2 separate regions of the Homo sapiens genome follow, and region 1 is linked to region 2. The links are chromatin loops, found by intact Hi-C in ENCODE. Cell type or tissue: transverse colon. All regions are shown on one strand. Each heading gives the region's core, and the rest is flanking DNA. Links, peaks and the distances in the headings are about the cores only. Region 1 overlaps STK35 (serine/threonine kinase 35). Region 2 overlaps CPXM1 (carboxypeptidase X, M14 family member 1).

Region 1 (10,625 bases), core at 796-8,795, 650 kb before region 2:
GCAACAGGCAAGATCCTTCATCTTCCCGTGTTTCACTTCAGTTCCTCTTAGTAGGTTGCCTCCTGGGAGCACATTCCTATGATTGCATCTGTGCTTTTATAGCCTGGGCGACAGTCTGTCTGCCTTTCAGAGAATCCGTGGGACTGGCTTCCTCTGGATACACTTAAGTGGGTGAACAGAATGTGGAAGATGGTGGCAGGGGGTGGCTAGGTAAAGGGTGGACCCCTGCTGAGCAGGGGCTGGTGGTGCTCAGTTCCTTGTAGGGCTGCCCCAGCCGCCTCTTTCAACAATCCATGTGTTTTGAATGTGGCATATGGGAGTCCTCCAGCAGTCCAACATATCTGGCAGGACTTCAGCCAGGATTCCACTTCCTGGACCACTTGTTAGCTAAAGAGACTTATAGGATATATTTGCCATTTTACAAATGGTTGGGTCTAGAAAGAGGCTTTGTGCATTTTAAGATCTTGGGCAGGGCGTTGTGGCTCACACCTGTAATCCCAGCACTTTGGGAGGCCAAGGCAGGAGGATCACTTGACCCCAGGAGTTCAAGACCAGCTTGGCCAACATGGCGAAACCCTGTCTCTACTAAAAATACAAAAATTAGCCGGGCGTGGTGGTGCGCGCCTGTCTTCCCAGCTACTCAGGAGAATCACTTGAACCCAGGAGGTGGAGGTTGCAGTGAGCCGAGATTGCACTGCTGCGCTCCAGCTTGGGCGACAGCAAGACTAATAAGACTAATTAGCTGGGCACAGTGGCATGCACCTGTGGTCCCTACTCAGGAAACTGAGGCGGAAGGATCACTTAAGCCAGGGAAGTCAAGGCTGCAGTGAGCCAGGATCATGCCTTTGCACTCCAGCCTGACAGAGCAAGGCCCTATCTCAGAAAAAAAAGCCATCTTGGGAAGTCCATACTTTCAGACTAAACCATAGTGCTCCAGTCATAAGTCTACTCTTTTCATTAACCTCTTACCATACCTAACTTAGACTCAGGGGACACATTCTGAGGCCGGGCCTGCTCCAAATAGCCACACTTGGATTTCAAGGAACCCCTCCACGTGAAACAGATGTATTTGCCAAAGTTGGCCGTCTTCTTCCCCTTGAAAGAAGGCCTCCTGTTGAGAAGTCAGTAAGGGGAATAGTAGCAGAGAGAGCTGAAATCGAGACAGGAGCCCCCTGGTTGTGTAACTGATAGGCTATGTAATGTCAGGAAAATCTGTAATCCCTGCATGCCTCATTTCTCTCACCCAGCTCTGAAGGTGTGAGAGAGGGGAGCAGCACCCTGTAGCATGGTAGAAAAATAGCATGGGCTTCCGACTTGGACACGGTCCCAGCTCTGTCCCTTACCAGCTGCTGGAGTTTGGAGAAGTGGCCCAGCTCTCTGAGCATCACTGTCCACACCTGGCTTGCCGGGATTTTCAGTGGGAACGTGTGCAGAGCACTTGGCAGTGATGCAGGAACTCAACCAAAGGCAGAGATTTTTTTATAATCATGTGTTTATGTTAAAACCCTATCATGTGGAATGAATGATTCTGTGAAGTTTTATTGCTATGTACTAATTCCCAGTTTCTAGCTATCACCTGGTATTTGAGCTCTTCCTAAAAACCCAGCACTGCTGCTTGGTCACCTGAGAGGCTTAAGAAAAGCAGCAGACTCTCTCTGTCCTGCAGGAAGCTCAGGGTCTAAGATGGTAAGGTTGGAGCACACGACAAGGCTAGTGGGATCTGAGGTCGTCCATGCCTTTTCACTGGGCAGGGGGACAGAAGAGTTCCCATAGAGACTGGGCCCTCTGGGAGTGTTTCCTGGGGAAGGCGTGTGGATGGGAACCCAAAGGGTGAATGCGATCTGAGTGACAGATAGGGGGTGGGAGTTGGGGTAGCCAGATCAGCAGGAGCTGAAGACCCAAAGCAGGAGGGAGGCTGTCACCTCAAGAGAAGATCAACTTGAGGCCAAGGCATCTTTTCTGGAATTTTTGCCCTGGCAAGTGACTGCAGTGAGGTTTTATGGGTTTGGTTTTGTGTTTTTTTGGATGTGATTTGCAGCCACTGTTGTAGCTTATTAAAGTACCTCCTGTGCACCTCACTCCACCTGCTATGTGTACTATCACTGGTCTTTGTACCCGGCAAAGTAGACATTTCCTCATTTTAGGCTGAGCAAACTGAGGCTCGGGGGACCCTGACTTGGTGAAGGTCAGCTGGGATGTAAATTTTGGATCTTCCTACTCCAAAGCCCATGCCTTGAGAGAACACCACCTCCAAGCCACGCTCCTCTGCATTTGGGGCCTGCCCCTGGATATCTGCCTGTGGGTGAGCTGCCTTGGTTTGGTCTCCTGGTCAGGGCTCAGATGTCGTAAGGCGTGGACCTGTGGTCTTCTGGGTTGTCATGGAGCACTGCGAAGCTCCTGTTGTATATGTTGTATAATCTCTGCCCTCTTGCTCCTCTTTTTCCTAACATTTTGCCCGTTCTGTATACCCGAAGACTGAAAACAGTGTTATCCCATTTGTCAGTACTCCCATTCCTTCGACCCTGACAACAGGCACGTTCACAGCACAGTCATCCCTGTTTTTGCCCTACTTTAAGCACCACAGTTGGGAGTGCAGCCTTAGAGGAATGATGCATCAGGAAGCGTGACTCCCTGGCCTTGGTGCCTCTGAGTGATTGGAGGAGACATTCGTGCTGGGGCCACCGAACCCCCAGGGCTGGCATGTTGATGTCTGAATGTGAAAAGCCAGATGCTTTGGTGTATTAAACAAGTGAAGAATGACTAACCCCACTTAGAGGAAGGAGAGGACTGCCGTCTGTGACCCTGACAGATGACTTTGCCTCTGTGCACTTGTGAGGCCTGCTTGCTCCACAGCACGATATGCTGAAAATTAATAACCTGAGCCTCAGTTTGCTCATCTGTAAAATGAGGATAATTCTTACATGGTCCTTTGGACAAATGAGGTGTTGCATATTCAGTTTGCACGGCAGCTAGCATGTCATAGGTATCATTAGCTACAGTGATAATGCCACTACACAGGACTGCGGGTGAATTTAGGTAGGAGTGAATTCTTGGCTAGCCACCCAATAATACCCCACTTTGAGTTTATACTGTACCTTAGTCTATGAGTATGCCAATGGGATGACTTTCTTTTCTATTAACTAAATCTGAGAGTCAGGATAGAAAGAGAAAATTGGGCTTTGGGTTTGAAGTCCCAGTCTGTGATACCCTAAGAACCAAAATGACCATTAACATGAATGACAGCAAGATCGATCTTACTGAATGCCCCACCCTGGGTCAGGTGCCATGACAGGCAATTTACTTGAAGAATTCTTCACTCTTCACAGCAGGCCCCTGAAGAGGAAAGAGTTCCATGCCCATTTTCTAGTTTAGGAGAAGGAGATCATGGAAGTAGCTAGTAAATGGCAGAGCTTGCATTTGAACCAGGACTGTCTGCCATAGAGCCTGTGTTCTTCCCTGAGGGAGCACTGGAGTGACGATAAACCTCGTGGTTACCAGACTTCCACATTTCCTAAGATGGTGCAATTTTAAAAACTGGGGAGGCAGGTCCAGGAGGGAAGCAATTTTTAAAACCATTCCTACTTACTTTCATCATCATTTCATCAAAGAAATGATGTTTTAGGCCAGGCATGGTAGCTCATGCCTGTAATAATCCCAGCACTTTGGGAGACCAAGGCAGGAGGATTGCATGAGCGAAGCCAGGAGTTTGAGACCAGCCTGGGCCACATAATGAGACCCCGTCCCTACAAAAATAAAAATTAAATCTAGCCAGGTGTAGTGGCATGTACCTATAATCCCAGCTGCTCAGGAGGCTGAGGCAGGAGGGTTGTTGAGCCCAGGAATTTAATGCTGCAGTGAGCTATGGTTGTGCCACTGTACTCCAGCTTGGGTGACAGAGTGAGACCCTGTGTCTTAGAAAAGAAAGCAAAAGGTAATGACATTTTGACACTAATAAAGTAGGAAGGCCATCCTTTTAGAGTAAGGGATAATCACCAAGGTATTCTGTGCCTGCAGGCTGAGGAGTAGGGGAAGGAGGTGAACACGTGAGCCATCCTTGTCTCCAGCCCCATCCTGCTGTGCATGTTCCCCTCATATCTCCCAGGCTTCTGTTCTCCAAGCTGCTAATGGCCTTCATGAAAGTAGTTCAGTTTCTCAGTCTTCTTAAACAGACCAGACACCTGCCTGACTGGCAGAGAAGCTTGCTGGAAGACCGTTCACTGCCTGGTTGGCACCATGTCCCCTTTTGTCCCCCGAGCACTAGACCTGTGCACAGGCACGTAAGCCTTCCATGAGCCTTTTTTCTGAGTGAGTCTATTTATAAATGAAGGGATTAGATGGGTTTTAAACTCCACTTAAGACTCTTCTTGTCTTCTCTAGGAAGGGATTTTGCATCGTTACATGTCAAAAGCAGGGGATTTGGAGTGAGACTGCCCTGAGTTAAACCCTTTTCTCTACCACTTACTGTCTATGAGGCTGTTCTCTCTGAGCTTCAGTTTTCTCATCTCTAAGACGAGGGGGACGATAACCCCTACCTCTTAGGGTTGCTGGGGTGAAATGAGGCAATGGATGTAAAACACTCGATCCTTTAACAGTGATTGGAAAGCAGTGTTGCTTTACGAGGTTGTTGCCTATAACACAGTTAGAACTTGCACAGACAGACTGCTCAATAAGTGATTGCTGTTACGCCAGTTACAGAGAAATAAGAAGGTGGGGTGCACTGAGAGAACTTGGTCCAAGAGCTGAAATGAGAAAGGTAAGGATTCATAGCACATTTTCCCAGATCACTGACACCTTCCACCCCCAAGGTCATCTCAGGTGCAAGCTACTGGAACCATTGCTGAGCCGGCTTTGGAAGCACTGATTGAAGACTATCATAGTGCAGAGACTTTGGGTAGTAAAGCTGGAAAACTTTGGATTAAGTGCTGGTTCTACTGCTCAGCAACTCTGGTGTGGGGCAAGTTGCTCCATTTCTCTGGGCCTGTTTTCTTGTGAAAACTGGCCAAATCCCTCCTCACAGTAATCATGGAAGGGCACTACAGATGTCAGTTGCAGGTTTATCACATCACCACTTTTCATTATGCTTAGCAGGTGTGATTTTTGCCCTCAAGGAGCGGGCTCTGGTCAGAGGTAGGGGTTCCACAGAGAGGAATGAGAAGAGCCCCGGTAGAAGCTGGTAGCCAGGCAGTCAGGCACAGCCTGAGCAGTCAGGGAGCTGAGATGTGGCATCTGCTAGGATGAAGCACCACAAGCCTAAGGCCTCCCCAAGGGCCCACTGGGGCTGAGACCTACACCCTTTATTGTGCCCACAAGTACCTGGGAGGGTCTGTGCTTAAACTCAGAACCATGTGGTCTGAGCCATTCCTGTTCATAGCTACAGAAAGCGCCTCCACTACCTTCGGTGAGCTTACTGTGCTGTTAGCTCCCTGGGAAAAATGCTCTTTCTGTGATGGCAGATGGGAAAAGAACCCCAAGCCAAGATCCTCTCCCCAGTAGAGAGCCCTCTTATTTTCCTTCTTTGTGCCCACAAGAGAGAACCAGACTCAGACCTGTAGGCTGTTCTGAGGCTTCCAACAGGAGGGCCAGAGCCAGTGCCAGAGCTAGAGGGAGCAGGGAGGAGCCTTTGGGAAATGTCAGCTTCACTTCCTGGCATGGGACCCAGTGATTACAGCGGTCATTACAAGCTGGTGTCTCAGGAGTTCTTGCAGAGTGCTGTGCTGTTGGTCTGACCTTCTGTAGTCACACTGTGTTCTGCTAGTTTATTATGTAAAAAGGAACCTCTGGTTTCTGAACCTGCCTCCTTGCCAACACTGCTTTTCAGCTGCCACATGCTACCTTCCTGCTGATGGGCATCCTTTTCAGGAGATTGTCCGCAGGGAGGGAGGAAAGGAATGCTGGAAAGTCATAACTGGTCCCAAAGATTATTTTAGCACATCACATGTGGCTGTATAATTTCTCATCGTATTTCACAAGGTCTTAATGTCTCAGATGGTGAGGGCCTACCCTAAATACCCTCTTCCCCCATCTTCAGGTTGATCTGCTGTGTCTACGGAAAGCACGGAGAGAAAGCAATAGGCATGCTAAATAGAGCTAGAGTTTGAGATGGCTGCTGAATCATCAGGGAATATGTTTATGATGATTTTCTTTTTCCAAGTCAAAAACTGGGATACAAGACCCACAAGTGGATTTTTTTGAGGGGAATTAACAGACCAAGGAACAGAAGCAGCAGAGTGAAAGACTGGGCCCGAGAAATCCTGTATTTTCTTTCCAGATCAGCCACACCCACTTTCTTGGTCACCCGCTCCCTGGGCAGTAGAGCAGGGAGTCACATAGTCTAACCTCCCGTTTGGCAGTGTGGAAGCTCTCCTTTGTCCACTGGGCATGGAAGAGTCCAGACAAGACCCCACATCTGGACCTTTCTATTGGAGCTGCCAGCTTTTCTTGTTCATTAAAGTACCCTATTTTTCCTATTAAAAACTAAAATATAACATTGGTGTGTGTTCATTATTAAAAATCAGAAGTGAGGGAAGAGGAAAATCCAGTCACAACAAGCACAACATGTTGGTGTATTTATTGTCAGATTTTCCTACACTGAGGGGTTTGTGTTTTTACATAGTTATGGTCATGCTGTGCGCTACACAACTTTGTAACCTACCCTTTTCCACCTACCCCAGGGAAGTGCTTTTGTCATAATCTTCAAAATGTCATGCAATGATCTCATTTCCTCTGTAGTATATCAGTGCGTTGAAGGATCATTTGCTTACTTAATCCTTATTTTTGGACTTGTGAGTTGTTATATTTCAGTGAACTTCTTTATCCATAAAGTTCTTTTCATATTTAGGTTTATCTGTTAAGCTTGGCTTTCAGGAGTAGAATTTCAGGGAGCTACCAATCTAAACACCTTTGAAGCCCTAAAAACAGTGCCAGACTACCTTCCAGAAGCCTTATCCCCTCCTCCAGCAGTGTGCGGGGCACCCTCACCAGCCAGAAACACTTTCAGTGGTTGCGTGGCTGAGAACCATGGCCTGTTCAGATTTAACACGTTTATAGTCTCTGGTTGGGGACAGTTGGCCAGGAAGGGGTAGAGTCATTGAGTATGTTTGTCCCTGCTGTGGGCCAGGAACCTGAGTCATTCCACCCAGACCTCAACCAAGAGTCCCCAGTGCTCAGAGGGAGAAACTGAGGCCAACAGACAGTAAATTATCCAATATTGTCCTATCCTGCTGCCTCTTGGGAGGACTGGCCAGGTCCCTTCCCAGGAGCTGAGGACAACGAGCTGGTGTTGTCAGCCCGCACAGGTGGCAAGTCATGGCAGCCACGGTGCTGGCTCTGCCTGACAAAGAAAGGCACGCACAGTGAAAGACTTGTCTGCTTTGGTCATTCGGGCACTTTAAAAACTCCTAGATGGGCCAAGGTAGGTGGATCACTTGAGCCCAGGAGTTCAAGACCAGCCTGGACAACATGACAAAACGTCGTCTCTACTAAAAATATAAAAATTAGCCTGGCGTGGTGGCATGTGCCCTGTAGTCACAGCTACTCAGGAGGCTGAGGTGGGAGGATCACTAGAGCACAGGAGTTCAAGGTTGCAGTGAGCTGTGATCAAGGCACTGTACTCCAGCCTGGGTGACAGAGCAAGACCCTGTCTCAAAAAACCTCCTAGATGATTCCATGTGCAACGAGGCTGGAGCACTGTTGCCCTAGATGGCCCGCCCTGCCCAGGACAGCGCTATACTTAGCACTGATCCGATAGCTCAGAGTGGGCGCTGCCCAAGACTAATCTCTGTGGGCCCTTGTATTCTAGGCCTCCAGTAGAATAAGCCACTGAAGGGCAGGCTTCTTGTCTTATTCCTGAGGCCTGGCACTAAGGCAGTTTCCAAATAATAGCCAACACTAATAGGATCAGGCACTCTTCTTGGTTTTACGTTCATTTAATCTTCATAATAGCCTGTGACGCAGGTACAGGTGATGAGACCAGGGAACAGAGGACTTAAATTCCCCCACAGTCGAGGGGCAGCTCCTGTTTACTCAGTTGCCCGTTCTGGCTCCAGAGCCCTCGTTCTTAACCCCCACAGTGCACTGCAGCAGACAGTGCAGGCCCAGTCCAGCCCTGCCCCTGGGTGTGGGATTCTGGCCCATGTTAAGACCTGAGCAGGTAGCCTGGTTCGGATTCTCAGAGGCCTGAGCTTCACTCTTCTCTTCTGTAAAACAGGATTACTGAACCTAGAGAGGGTTGCTGTGGCGTTTCTAACAAACAGCACAATTAATCACAGAGAGTGGGGAAGAAAGCATGAGTGGAAGCAGTGCTGGCAAGGTCTGTGGGGACAGACTATCCAGGGTGGGCCCTGCGGTGTCTTGCTCCTAATAGTACGGGGAAGCCAGGGTTCAAGATTGGTTTGACAGCTAGAGCCAGCAAGCTTGGGTTCCCAGCTAGTGTCTGCCCCTTAGTCAGTGTGCCCTTGGGTAAGTTACTTAACCTGAGCCTCAGTTTCCCTATCTGAAAAATAAGCATGTGTGAATAAGACCAGGGAGGTTGTGAAGCTAGATTTACCCCATCTCTTTAGAGCTCTGCCCCACAGCCCCCAGCACACACAGCTTCAGTGTTCCTCTGGGTTGAGGGCTGGTGCCCAGGCCTGCTGACCAATGTCCCCTCCTTACCCGCCTTCTGTCTTCCAGGTCGATTCCTCGGGACCCACAGTCTCACCACGTCTCCTCCAGAGGACGGCAGAGGGTACAGGTGGTGGCCTGGCCGGTTGGCGATCTCCCGACAGCTGGATCCGGCAATGTGAAGCTTTTGTTTGGGTTTCCCCGCTTCTTTTTAGTTTTGCTTTATTTTTTTCCTTTTCTTTTCTTTTTTTTTTTTCCTCTTTCCTTTTTTTAAATTTAAACCATTGAGACTTCAGAAGAGCAGGACACAATGCTGTGGACAGGCACCAATTTCTTTAAAGAAATTCAATGTGGGCAAGGCATATGTGTAAATTTCACTTTTACTTTTTATAAGGGGTTAGGGAGCTATTTTTGGTTTTGTCCTTCACTTTCCCTCTGTCTTCCTTCTTTATACTTTTCTCAGTTCTACTTATGACACCTCACTTCCCTAGAGAAGGCCTGCCTCCCCATAGGGAATCTGGGGGTTTCTTCTGGAACGGGGCGTGAGGACACAAGGAGGCCTCTGGGCCACGCCTCCCTACCAGATGCAGGAACTCCTGGACTCCTTGGTGGGCTGGCCCTGGCTAGCCCTTGGGCCTCGGAGATGATCAGAGGTGAAGAACCGCCTGGAAGAGGAAGGCCAGGGTTTGGCCAGGAGAACTAAGAAGGTCTCAACTCCAGGCTTTGTTGTGTTTAAGCTATTGAGAGCCCCAGGCCACACCAGGACTTGCAGTGGTGGGAATCCATTCCTCTTCTGCCCTGTGTTGCAGGGAACTAGGAGGTAAGGGTGGAGGGCGACCATCTCGCTCTTGCTGGCGGTGGAGCAGCCATCCCTGCCTTTCTGTTGGGAAAAACTGTTGTGCCAAACTCTTGTGTGGAACACAGCTGGGTCTTCAGCAGGCATCTGTCACTGCCGTGAGGTCAGCGCTTCTCACCTAACTGCCTCCTGGATTGTCATCTTCCCAGATGTGTCCCATAGTGTCCAGGTGTCACAGAGACGGCCTGAGGCCCTAAGATCTGGTTGTGACTTTGCCATGATAACAGGGTGTCCTGAACTGGCTGCCGTTGTCGTGTTCTCACAGTGAAGGGCGTGCCCTGTGTGCCGGGGTCCATGGTGTCATATGCAGTGACACACACTGTCAAGCGCCATTTCCCTCACCCCTGGAGACTTACTGTTAGGTGCCTGCCCTCAGTATAGACGTATCCAATGGGAAAACAGCGGACCTGCCCAGAGCAGGGAGGTGTCGTGGAACTGGGTAGACCCCCTGCAGCGTTAGGGGCCCATTTGTGGGCTCGCCACCTTCAGGCTTCCCCAGCCATGACACTTCAGCCCCGCCACCCATGCCTGTCTGCTGCAGCCATCCTTGCACTCTCCAGCGACACTCTCGCACCTCCCTAGGGGAAGCTTCCCTCCCCCTGGGCTGCTGCTCTGAGCCCATCTGTTCTCCCCCTGCAAGAAGGGGCAATGCTCTTGTGTTGTCCCTCTGTCTGGACGCGCCTGGCCACTCCGAAGGCTTTTCACCCCATTATGGCCAAATAGTATAGGGCCACTGGGGAGGGGGAAGGGAATCATTTTGTGTTCATTTTTGTTTTCTGTTTCACCTAAACCAGCATAGGATTGATAGGGGAGACGGTTGGCGGGCATTTCCGTTTCTATGTGACCAAGGCAGCAGGGGCTTTTACCTGCTAAGCGGCAATCCTTTGGCCCTGAGAATTTGGGAGAGAACAGTGCATCAGGCCAGGCTCAGCAATATGTTTGCTCACATTCTTTCAGCCTTCTGTCACCCCCCTCAACACCAAACTTTCTTCCTTGTGAGCAGAAGGTTGGCTGCTGTTAGCAGGATCCCACAGTGATAACCAGGCCCTTCCCTTCCTAAGCCAAAACCCATTGTGACTGCCTGTCTCTCCTGTCTCTGACTTCTCAGGCAGCCTCCTGAGTGCACTGAGTTGTATCCGAGAGGGTGGGAACAGCAGCATCCCCTAAT
Region 2 (10,625 bases), core at 1,120-9,119:
AGACACAGGTAAGGGTTTACTAGAGGAAACTTCCAGGCAAAGAGTTGGAAAAAAATGTATATGATGCCCCAAATTCCCTTTATCCAAAAGGAAGCTTGCTTAGGTCAGGCAGGGCTAAACTCACTGTTGAAAGAGTTCCAGGAGAGTGGACACCTTCTCATGACACTCTACATATTTACAAAGGCAAGCGAGGGCTGGGGGCCCCTGGAAAACTAGCAACAACAGATGAAGATTTCTGGCCATGGAAATGTCTTAGCTGTAAATGAAGAGAATCCAGAGCTTGGACATCACTTGGGGAGCTCACATGCCAGTTCAGTCATGCTGAACTGTTCCTTTTGTGAAACGCATGTTCACATCTTTTGCCCATTATTATATTGGGTTATTTATTCTTCTTGGGGTTTGTCAGGATTCGTGTACCTGTGAATTGGTGTCTTTCATCAGTTCTGAAAAATTCTGTTAGCATCTCTTCAAAAGTTGCTGTTGGACTGGGCACAGTGGCTCACACCTGTAATCCCAGCACTTTGGGAGGCCGAGGTGGGAGGATCCCTTGAACTCAGGATTTCAAGACTAGCCTGGGAAACATGGCAAAACCCTGTCTCTACAAAAAATGCAAAAATTAGCTGGGCATGGTGCTACATGCCTGCAGTCCCAACTACCTGGGAGGCTGAGGTGGAAGGATCGCTTGAGTCCAGGAGGTTGAGGCTGCATGCAATGGGCAGTGATCACGCCACTGCACTCCATCCTATGTGGTAGAGTGAGACCCTGTCTCGAAAATAAAAAATAAAAAATTGCTCTTGACTTTGGTGGTGGCTAATGCCCATAATCTCAACACTTGGAGAGGCTGAGGCAGAAGGACCACTTGAACCCAGGAGTTTGAGACCAGCCTGTGCAACATAGGAAGACCCCGTCTCTACAAAAAATACAAAACTTAGCTGGGCATGGTGGTGCATGCCTGCAGACCCAGCTACTCAGGAGGGTGAGGTGGGAGGATCGCTTGAGTTCAGGAGGTCGAGGCTGCAGTGAGCTTTGATGACTGCACTCTGGGTGAGAGTGAGGCCCTGTCTCAAAAAAAAAAAAAAAAAAAAAAAGCTGTCTCTCACCACTCTTCCTCTCTTCACTTGTCAGCTTTTCTTCCATGTCTTTTAACATCTCTTCAATATTTTCTATCTCTTTCCACATTTTCCTCTATCTCTCTCTGTCCTTTCCCCAGAAAGGATATTCTCTTCTGTCCTAACTTCTAGCTCATTAATTCTCTCTTTAACTGTCTAACCCACTACTATACATACCCATTCAGTTTTTAGTTTAGGTTATTGTATTTTTATTTGTAGAAATTGTTAGGTTATATAGATATAGATATATAGATATAAATATATATTTTTTGAGACGGGAGTCTCGCTCTGTCGCCCAGGCTGACTGCAAACTCCACCTCCGGGATTCAAGCAATTCTCCTGCCTCAGCCTCCTGAGTAGCTTGGATTACAGGCACCCACCACCATACCTGGCTAATTTTTGTATTTTTAGTAGAGACAGGGTTTCACCATGTTAGCCAGGCTGGTCTTGAACTCGTGACCTCAGGTGATCTGCCTGCCTTGACCTCCCAAAGTGCTGAGATTACAGGCGCAAGCCACAGCACCTGACCCAAATAGCTCATTTTAACGTTTTTTTTTTTCTCTAATCTGAGGAGGCATCTTGTATGACTTTTATTTTACACAATGTGAACATGGTTGTTTTATAATCTGTAACTGGTGATTCAAATGTATTAAATCTTTGTAGGTCTAGATCTCCTATTTGTTACTGCTGCCTCATTTCCTTGATTTTTAATGTGATGCTTATTGTACTTAAAAAATTATTTGTATGACAATTGAGTAACAAGTTTACTGATGTAAAATTTTCGGTTCATTTTAAAAATTATGTGTCACATGTAACAGACTGACCGATATAAAATTCTCTGTTCATTTTACAAACAGTGTTCCCTAAAGTTGTACAATACTGTGATCCTACTTATGGATATTCTACAATATTTCAGATAATATAGGCTGACCAGCCAGGCACGGTGGCTCACGCCTGTAATCCCAGCACTTTGGGTAGCCGATCACCTGAGGTCAGGAGTTTAGCCTGGCCAACATGGTGAAACTCTATATCCACTAAAAATACAAAAACTAGCTGGGCGTGATGGCACACGCCTGTAATCCCAGCTACTCTGGAGGCTGAGACAGGAGAATTGCTTGAACCTGGGAGGCGGAGGTTGCGGTGAGCTGAGATTGCGCCAGTGCGCTCCAGCCTGGACGACAGAGCTAGACTCTCTCATAAAAAGAAAAAGGAAGGAAGGAAGGAAGGTATATAGACAGAGACTGGTCCATTTAACTTCATTTTAACATCTCTTTGGCTTGACTTCCTATAATGTAAAGGCTGGAAAGCTAAAAGCTAAATATCCCAGCTTCTTTTCTACCTGGCATTCCTCGTGTAACCTAGGTCCTGTCAAACAGATGCACAGGCCCTGAACTTGGAGCTAAGAATGGCAAAAGGAAGTGTCAAACACATTCAGGGAGATCAGATTTTCTGACAGTCATGGTAGTGGAGCTGTATGGTTTCTTTGGTACGAATATGAAATGTTCTGGCATCTAGTCCCCAGTATCTTAGTTGCCAAATATAAAGCAATGGTGAAAGTGATTATTTCTCTAGGAATATTCCCATGACATACATGGTTGGGGATTCCCTCTTGCCTTTGTTGACACTGACTGTAACGTTTCTGGTTATGGAGCATCCAAGTCCAGTTTCCAGCCCTCCTGGAGAGTGTGTGAGCTTCCTAAGACCCTTTAATCAATCCCTTTCTGCTTATTTAGAGTGCTATTTAGAGTGGATTCTATCATCTACACCTAAGAACACTTATATCCAATGAAACCAAAATAGAATCCAAGAAACTGTAGAACAAACTCAAGAGTACAATAACAAGAAATCCTAGACAAAAAAGCAGGCAAAGTTAAACTATGATGTTAGATGTGAGGATAGTGGTTACCCTTGACAGACAGGGGTATTGACTGGAAGGGTACACAAAGGGAGAATTTTGGAGTGCTGGTAGTATTGGGGTTTTTTAAACCTGGGTTATGGGTCCCTGAGTGTGCTCTGTCTGTGTACATTTATATGGCTGTGAACTTACATGCACTTTTCATTATATACGATAAACTTCAATGAATTAAAAATCTGTTTTTGAAAAATGACACTATAAGTGGAGGTGAGGAGAAAAGGTGCAGGGAAATTTGGTACTAGATCCTTCATGGCGATTAATGGATATTGACGCTGTGTGGGAGAGACAGAGACATCTCAAGAAACAGTGCAAGAGCCAAGCAGTAGGCAGAACTTACATGGCAAAAGGCTGCATGATGTCTTTATGCCAGATTTTGCCTATTACTATTTGCCCCATTCCTGTCCTTGGAAGCTCTACTCTGAATGACAAGGGGGTTGGGAGACTACATTTTGTAGGCTTCCTTGCCAGCTGAGTTACTGTTAGATTTTGCCAGTGGACTTCATAGCTCAGGGACTAGAAAGTGGGAGGAAATGAGAAACGGTCCTGTTTCTGGCTCTAGCCATGGCAGGTGATTGCCTGTGGTTGCAAGCAGTCACAAGTGATTACAAGCCTCCAGCACCATCAGCAAATACAGGTTATAAGCACCAGACCAAGGGTGCTATCCTGATTTCTGGGTAAAATTCCCTTCCTTTTGTTCATCCAGCTCTTTTTTGTTTATTTTGTTATGACCATCCAGGTTGGAGTATAGTGGCGCCATCATGGCTCACTGCTGCCTCTGCAGCCTCCACCTCCCAGGCTCCAGTGATCCTCCTGCCTCTGCCTCCCTTAGCCATGCGCCACTACAGCTGGCTATGTTTCTTATTTCTTATTTTTGTAGAGGCGGGGTTTGGCTATGTTATCCAGGCTGGTCTCAAACTCCTGGGCTCAAGCAATCCTCCCACCTCAGCCTCCCAAAGTGCTGGGATTACAGGTGTGAGCCACCACACCCGGCCTCATCCAGCTCTTCCAACACCTTCCTATCCAATTTCCAGCATTAAATTTCCCTCCACTTTAAGTGCCTAGAATGGGTTGTTTACCTGGCAAGACACAGACTGATACACAACTTCCCCTTCAGTCTGATAGAAACTCAGCAAAGCCTATCAGTTATCAATACTCTGAGAATGGCTGAAGCAAATTCAAATGTTCTCAGCTGACCCACCTTTGGCTGACCCTCCTCCTTGGAGCCATCCCTGTCCATACTCCACACCCTGCCCACCTCCCGCCTGAACTTCTAGAGCCACTACTTCTATTGCATCCTTGACTGCCCCAGTCCTGTTGATGTGCAGTGCTGTATTTCACGTGTGCAGCTCCCCTGCACTCTCACGGCACCTGGCCTCCACCCTAGCATGTCTCACAATGTACCGAACTGTCCTTTCCCTTGACTAGGAGCCCCAGGAGTTTGAGTGCAGGCACGGCTGATCCTGATTCCTTGCACACCTGGCAATGAGCAGGCGCTTACAGAATGCCTGGCAGCAGTGTAATGGTACCTGTAGCAGAAGCTGATCAGAAGAAATGAGTTGCTCTGCCAGGCCCTTGGTTCAAGAAGAGCCCAGGTGGGATCCTCTTTTCACACAATGTGTCCAGAAGCCAACTGATGAGAGTGTGCAAGTGTGCAGAATAGGAACTGAGGGCTGGGCCGAGGCCCGCCCCCGGGGGGAGGACCTGGGGCACAGAGACAACACGAAGATGAGCTAAGGTGCCCGGTAGCTTTAATGAGCACCTTTTCCTCACTTTGTCCCTCCCTCTCTACTCTTCCCCTTCCCGTCTTGACAGGTCCAGCCTGCCCTAGGGCTCTTAAACCGCAGGTATCAATCCTTCTGTCCCCTTAGCCGCTCCAGGCGCCTGCGAAGGTCCGGGGGCACCTTGGCCCCAGCTGCCAGCAGCTCGCGCAGCCTCTGTTTGGGAGTCTTGGTGAGCACGAAATTGCAGGGGAAGGGGCCCTCTTCAAAGGTGACCCGACAGTTCCGTGTCACTGAATGGTAGCCCTCGGCACTGGCAGTCACCATGTAGTCCCCTGGGGTCAGCAGACGCCAATAATCCCCGCCCCACGCTGAGGAGAGTGAAGGGCACGATCAGGACCCAATTAATGATCTTCTGCTTCTTCCCGAGCCTCCAGCCCTCCAGCCCCTTCCCTTGCCCTCCCGGTCAAACACACCCGTGGTCACGTCATGGTTAATCCCATCCACGGCAATGACAGCGTCAGCAATCCCAAGCTCCGTGTCCTTGTCCCTCACCACTCCTGCAATGCCCATGCGCACCTGTGTGGGAAGAGGTTATCAGAGCCCTTCCCCTTCGGCAGGATAATGTGCTGTTTAGCTAACTTGCTGGCTCTGTTGCCCTGCAAACCTGAGCAAAGTGGTAGGTCTACTGTGTTCCTAGGTGACACTACTTCTGGAAGAAAAAAAAAAAAGAAATCCTGATTGACAAATCACATCTGGACTAAGAAAATGATAAATACCTGGTAGGAAGGCTTATCTATCCTTGGGCTTTCCCAGGTTATTGGGCTTGTCTTTGGTAGACCCTTTGGAAGCTCTGCTTATGGAGCTATTACAAGGGTTATGAGCTCCATGGAACATGAAGCTTCTATGCCAGGACAGCTCCTGCACCTGCCTCACGTGAGTCTCTCCTGAGGATAGCTCTGGGGCAGCGCCACGGACCACCACCTAGACTGCAATGGAGGCTCCTCCCACCGGCTCTAACACGATGCCACGCTGCCAGCAAACTGCACTTCCTGTCCTGTGTGCTTCCAAGACAATCTGATACCAAGCATGGCCCATGGCATCTTGTGAGTCTGAATGCTCAGCTGGACCTTAGAAGAACCCCTGGTAGGAGCTGTAGCCTAAATGGACAGCAGGAGTGATTCAGGCAGGCTGGGGGCCGGGACGCAGATCCGACCTGCTCCAGGTAGGTGAGGAGGGCGTCTTTGTTGTTCTCCCACTCCTGGGGCAATTCATTCTCGTGAGGGAACTTGTCACAGGACAGCTCCACAGTGACCTCAAAGCAGTTGGTGTGTAGGTAGCTGAAGTCATTCATGCCTAAGGGGACCACAGACACTGCTGCCTAAGCAGGCGGGATGCGGTCCCATCCTCCCGCTACCCTCCCTTCTCTGAGGGACACTTCAGAGTGGGAACAGACGCCAGCACTGTACGCAACCGCAGGCTGTCTTATCAGGGCGGGGGTTACGGGGCCAGGGCTAACTCCACCCTCAGGCACATACTCCCGGGGACCGTGTGCCAGTCAGCCCCGTTGATGATGTTGCCGTGCACGGAGAAGTCCTGGCTGTGGCAGGGTCGGCGGCTGGTGTCCTGCATGGCCAGATTACTGCCAGCATAGACAGTGCTGAGCCAGCGAAACACAGCATCATCTGGTGTGGGCGTGAGCTCGCGGGCAGCCCACGGGGTGCGAGTCATGTCGAATGGGTAGGACACCACGAGCTCACCCCCGTGGAGGTTGGCACTTAGCACAAAGGGGATCCGCTTCATCCACTTGATTACTGCCCGCGTTTCAGGAGCCACCTGGATGGGGCAGGTCAGGAGGGGCAGGAGACAGAGACAAGGTCCGCCCCCCACAGACCTCCACTGCCGCCCTCAAAATACTCACGGTGGCATTGGGCAGGGTGTAGTAAGTGGGCAATGGCAGGTGATGGTTGGGGACGATGTGGGGCACCTTCCCATCGTCCTGTGCTTCCCACAGTGGTGTGTTGAGGTCAGCAAAATTATGGTTAAGATCGATGCTCTGGTTGTTCCAGCGGCCCTCGGCCCAGCCCACCAGCTCTGAACCCTGCCGGGCAAGAGGCTTGTTCAAGTCGAGCAGGTCCAGCCACCAGGGCAGAAGGACAGAGTGGCCCTCATGCTGGGTGGCCTACCCGGTGGTAGGCGATCTCATAGCCATCAGGGTTCATGGAGGGCAGCAGGTGAATGCGCATCTCAGAGAGCAGCCGGGTCACCCGTGGGTTCCCTCGCAGGAACTCATGGCACAGGAACTGCATCAGGAGCAGAAGCAACTCCCGCCCCAGGGCCTCGTTCCCATGCATGCCAGCCACGTAGCGCACCTCAGGCTCCCCTGGGGACACATGGGGGCTTGCAGCGGGTTCATGCCTGGGGCCCTGCCCTGTGCCTACCTCTCCCCACTCCCCATGCCAGTACCCAGCTCATGCTCCCCAGGCTTGTCCGACATTTCCATCACATACAGCTTCAGGCCCTGGTAGCTCTTCCCAATGCTGTAGATGCGGGTGATGTTGGGGCATTGCTCTTGTACCTGCTTCATCAGCTGGTGGGCAGAGTGTAGCGTGGCATGAGGCATGGGAGGGGTACACCCAGGGGCAGATCACATGTGCCATGGAAAGACTTAAAAAGTCAGCGATGGCCCACACAGAGGGGGCATCCCATCATGGTACAGGAGGGGAGCGGCAGCAGAGCCGGGAGGAAGGGGTAGGACTGGGGGGGCGCCATAATAAGGGAAAGTGGGATGGAGCTTAGGGGTCCACAGGAGAGAAGGCTGAGACATCAGGAGGCAGCAGGGGCATACAAGCGCAGTCACAGCAGGTTGTGCCCCGGTGGGAAGGTGGGAAGGGGACCTGAGATGGGTGGGCCCTCCTTCCCAGGTCATAGGGGTTATATCTGACCTTCCTCATGGCCTTGTAATTGTGATGCTGAAAGTCTAGAGGGTCAGAGGATCCCGACGCAGGGGCCTCAAGGAATAGGTCATTGGGGTCTGGTGGAGGTTGAGTTTATGGTAAAGGGTGTGTCCACAGTGAAGGATGCACCCTGCATCCAAGCCCTGCCCAACCAACCCTGGCCTGACTGCCCACCTGAGACTGGGCAGGCCAGGATCTCTGCCCGGAGGCAAGGCGCGCCTCCCTGGAGCCAGGTCTGGGGCAGCAGGCGAATGAAGCGGGCCACCTGGGGCTCCGGCAGGAGGTTCAGCACTGGAGTTTCTGGGTCTGAATTGGCAGGAAATACCTGGGGGCAGCAAGTTCTCTGTTGTGGCTGCTCAAACCCCAGAAGCCTGGCCCAGGACCCAGGGAAGGAGCTCAGGCCTCCAAGCTTACTGTCTCCCCACCCTAGTGGGCTCAGCTAGAGACTTGCACTGTGCATCAAACACAGACCCCGGCCCACAGCCCCTGCCAATGGGCAGCCCTAGGCAGCCTTGCTCTCTGGATTGGACACAGTTCATTAGACCAGTTTGGCCACATGACTCGGGGGAAGCCAATCCTAGAGCTGGCCAGGACTCCACATTGTAGCCTGCTGTAAAAAGAGGTCCATGAGATGCGGAAGTCAGAACCACGAGAAGGCAAGAAGTGATGTGGACCAGAGGCCCCGGGCCAGAAGGGGCACGCCAGGAGGAAGCTGTACCGTGAAGCAGCACCCACCCTGTGGTGGCATTATCTGGGGAGGATGTGGGCATGTCCCAAAGCAGCTGGCTCCCAATGGTGCCTGCCGTGTGCCACCCTCTTGACAACAAGCCACACCCCCCTGGGAAGCCTAAGCTGGCGTCTATTCCTTGTCCTCAGAGGAGCCTCAGCCTAGCCTGGACTGGGTGCCCAACTCCCAGCATGGAGGCCCCAGCCACAGTGGGACCACTCACTGCGTCCATCCCACTGCTGTGGTTCCTACTTCCCCACCAGGTCCGACTGTCATTGCTGAACTGGACCTTGTATGATGTGACCCAGTCATACCTGGCAGGAGAGGTGGAGAGAGATCATCGGTGCCCCCAGGACTCCCACCCCAGTCCTTCTGTGACCTCCTGACCTAGGGTTAGTCTGCCTCACCTCCAGACAGAGTTCCTGCCCTGTGTGATAACACCCGAGAAGCGGGTGGGGTGCCCAGCGTCCACCTGAAACCATGGATCGGCGTCCTGCTCCTCAGCACACCAGGCTCCATCATATAGATCGCCGTCCTCCAGGCCTGACTGCAGACACAGGACATGGTGGTCAGGCCCAGTTGGACAGAGTGGGGCAGGCCAGGACAGAGAGGAGGCAGGAGAGAAGCTCCCAGGGGCTGCCTTCCCTACCCTGAGACCATGGCTCCGAGCCAGGATTACTGACCTGAATGTTGAGCCGTCCTCGGTGTGGTCCAAGACCAAAGGACTGGCTGCTGGATGCCTCAAGCCGGCTATCTGAAACTCGCAGGGACTCCAGACCCAAAGGAGGACAGCCTGGGGCGGGGATAGAACAGTGAGACAGGACCAGAGGGAGGGTAGCCAGGGCAGGTGGGAAGCTGAGCCTAAGGTTGCTCCTGCGCTAGGCAAGCAAGGGGCGTGCCGGTGCCCATGAGGCCAAGAGCTGTGCTGGTAAAGTGCCCCAGGGGCTGCAAGTCTGGGCTGGGCCCCTGGAGAGGAAGTACCTGTTTCTTGTTTCTCAGCGGGGTCGAGGGTCCCTGCTGGAGTGGGGGTCACAAGGGGCCCGGCAGTCACCAGTGGGGTGGGGCGAGTTAGAGTTAGCTTCTTCCGCTTCTTCATAATGACCTTTTTCTTCTTGATGACTCGAATCCGGACATGCTGTTCTGAGGTCCCTTGGGGTCCGAGAGGCACAGCATGGGGGAAAGGAAGAATGGTGAAACCCCGGATGGAAAGGTCTGCCAGCCCAAGAAGACATGTGAGCCCACAGCAGGCCACACCACCAGGATCTAACAGCCTTCACAGGACATCAAAGGCCTGCAATCTGACCCCAACCTGCCTCTCCAGTCACTTCCTTGGCTCCTCCTTCTCCTCCCTGATGTAACTACATGCTTGGCCAGCCTCCCCTGTGAACCTCTAATCCAATGGAGAGCTGCACCCAGCCTCTAGAAACTGTTCGGTTGCTCCAAAGAGCTGAGTCTGGCACTTTACCTCCGGGCCTCTGCACTAGCTATCCCCTCCCCTGTAATGCTACCCCTCGCCTCTGATTTTTTCACCTAATTCCCATTCTTCCTTTGCATCTCAGCCCAGATGCCTTTCCAAGGAGGCTTTCTTAGCTCCAGACTCAGCATCATGCCCCAAAACCCCTGTGCCGCTTCCATTGTTGTGTCTGCTCTCTGGGCTCAGATGGCCTGTCCTGGAATCCATGTCTGCCTGGGTGTCGAGGCTTTCAGGGCTGGGCCTGCCCGCCGGCCCTTCAGCACAAGGCTCTGCCCAGGCAGGTGCTGGGGGTACCCATCGAAGCTCCACAGCTGCCTCCAGAACAGGCTGCCCATTTCCGCATCTGGTGCCCCTGTGCCTTTGCCCGCCGCTTCCTTCTTGGCAGCCCTCTCTCTCTCTCTCTCTCCAGACTCCCCTGACTCGGGGACATCACCCTTCAAGACCCTCCTCCACTTGCCTCCTCTAGAAGCCCCTGAGTGCCCTCCGCTTGCGCTCCTCCTCTCCTATTCCACATCTGGAAAGCTGGGAGGTCGGGCTGCCTTCCTCTCCCGCTCTGCCCCATCCTCCCGGCAGCCTCAGCGAGGGGCTCTCCCTTCTTTCCTTTTGTTCTTTCTCTCCAGCCCTCGCCTTCAAACTCTCTCCTACGCAGTCTTGCTCTGCACCTTGAGAGCTTCTGCCCCTCTGTCTCCCCTCCTGCCAGTTCTGGCCTGTTTTGTCTTTGGTGA

Evidence for each region. Hi-C counts contacts between places; a loop is a spot of excess contacts. Peaks named below come from ENCODE experiments on the same cell type or tissue, not always from the same donor. Only the 100,000 strongest peaks of a DNase experiment are listed, where the experiment ranks them.
Region 1: a loop joins it to region 2, with 6 times the contacts of the local background. A loop is called at or near these places in 1 of 110 quality-filtered maps.

Annotation. Positions count from the first base shown.
Region 1 is chr20:2,135,114-2,145,738 of GRCh38, forward strand. STK35 (serine/threonine kinase 35) reads left to right here. Exons shown (of 4, transcript NM_080836.4): 4 at 8,671-10,625. It overlaps LOC124900458 (a long non-coding RNA gene), which reads left to right. Exons shown (of 2, transcript XR_007067499.1): 2 at 1-6,485. Among named protein-coding and RNA genes, the nearest start is that of STK35, 39 kb to the left of the region's middle. RefSeq lists an enhancer at 10,584-10,625. In transverse colon, for the core only: no CTCF peak of the experiment used is centred there; a DNase peak (open chromatin) is centred at 5,642.
Region 2 is chr20:2,789,319-2,799,943 of GRCh38, forward strand. CPXM1 (carboxypeptidase X, M14 family member 1) reads right to left here. Exons shown (of 14, transcript NM_019609.5): 2 at 9,408-9,575; 3 at 9,110-9,219; 4 at 8,834-8,973; 5 at 8,650-8,740; 6 at 7,874-8,024; 7 at 7,688-7,776; 8 at 7,209-7,332; 9 at 6,929-7,125; 10 at 6,664-6,843; 11 at 6,281-6,578; 12 at 5,959-6,098; 13 at 5,219-5,321; 14 at 4,756-5,113. The coding sequence ends at 4,872. Among named protein-coding and RNA genes, the nearest start is that of CPXM1, 6.0 kb to the right of the region's middle. RefSeq lists enhancers at 8,891-9,878, 9,879-10,625. In transverse colon, for the core only: no CTCF peak of the experiment used is centred there; no DNase peak of the experiment used is centred there; H3K27me3 peaks cover 5,387 bases.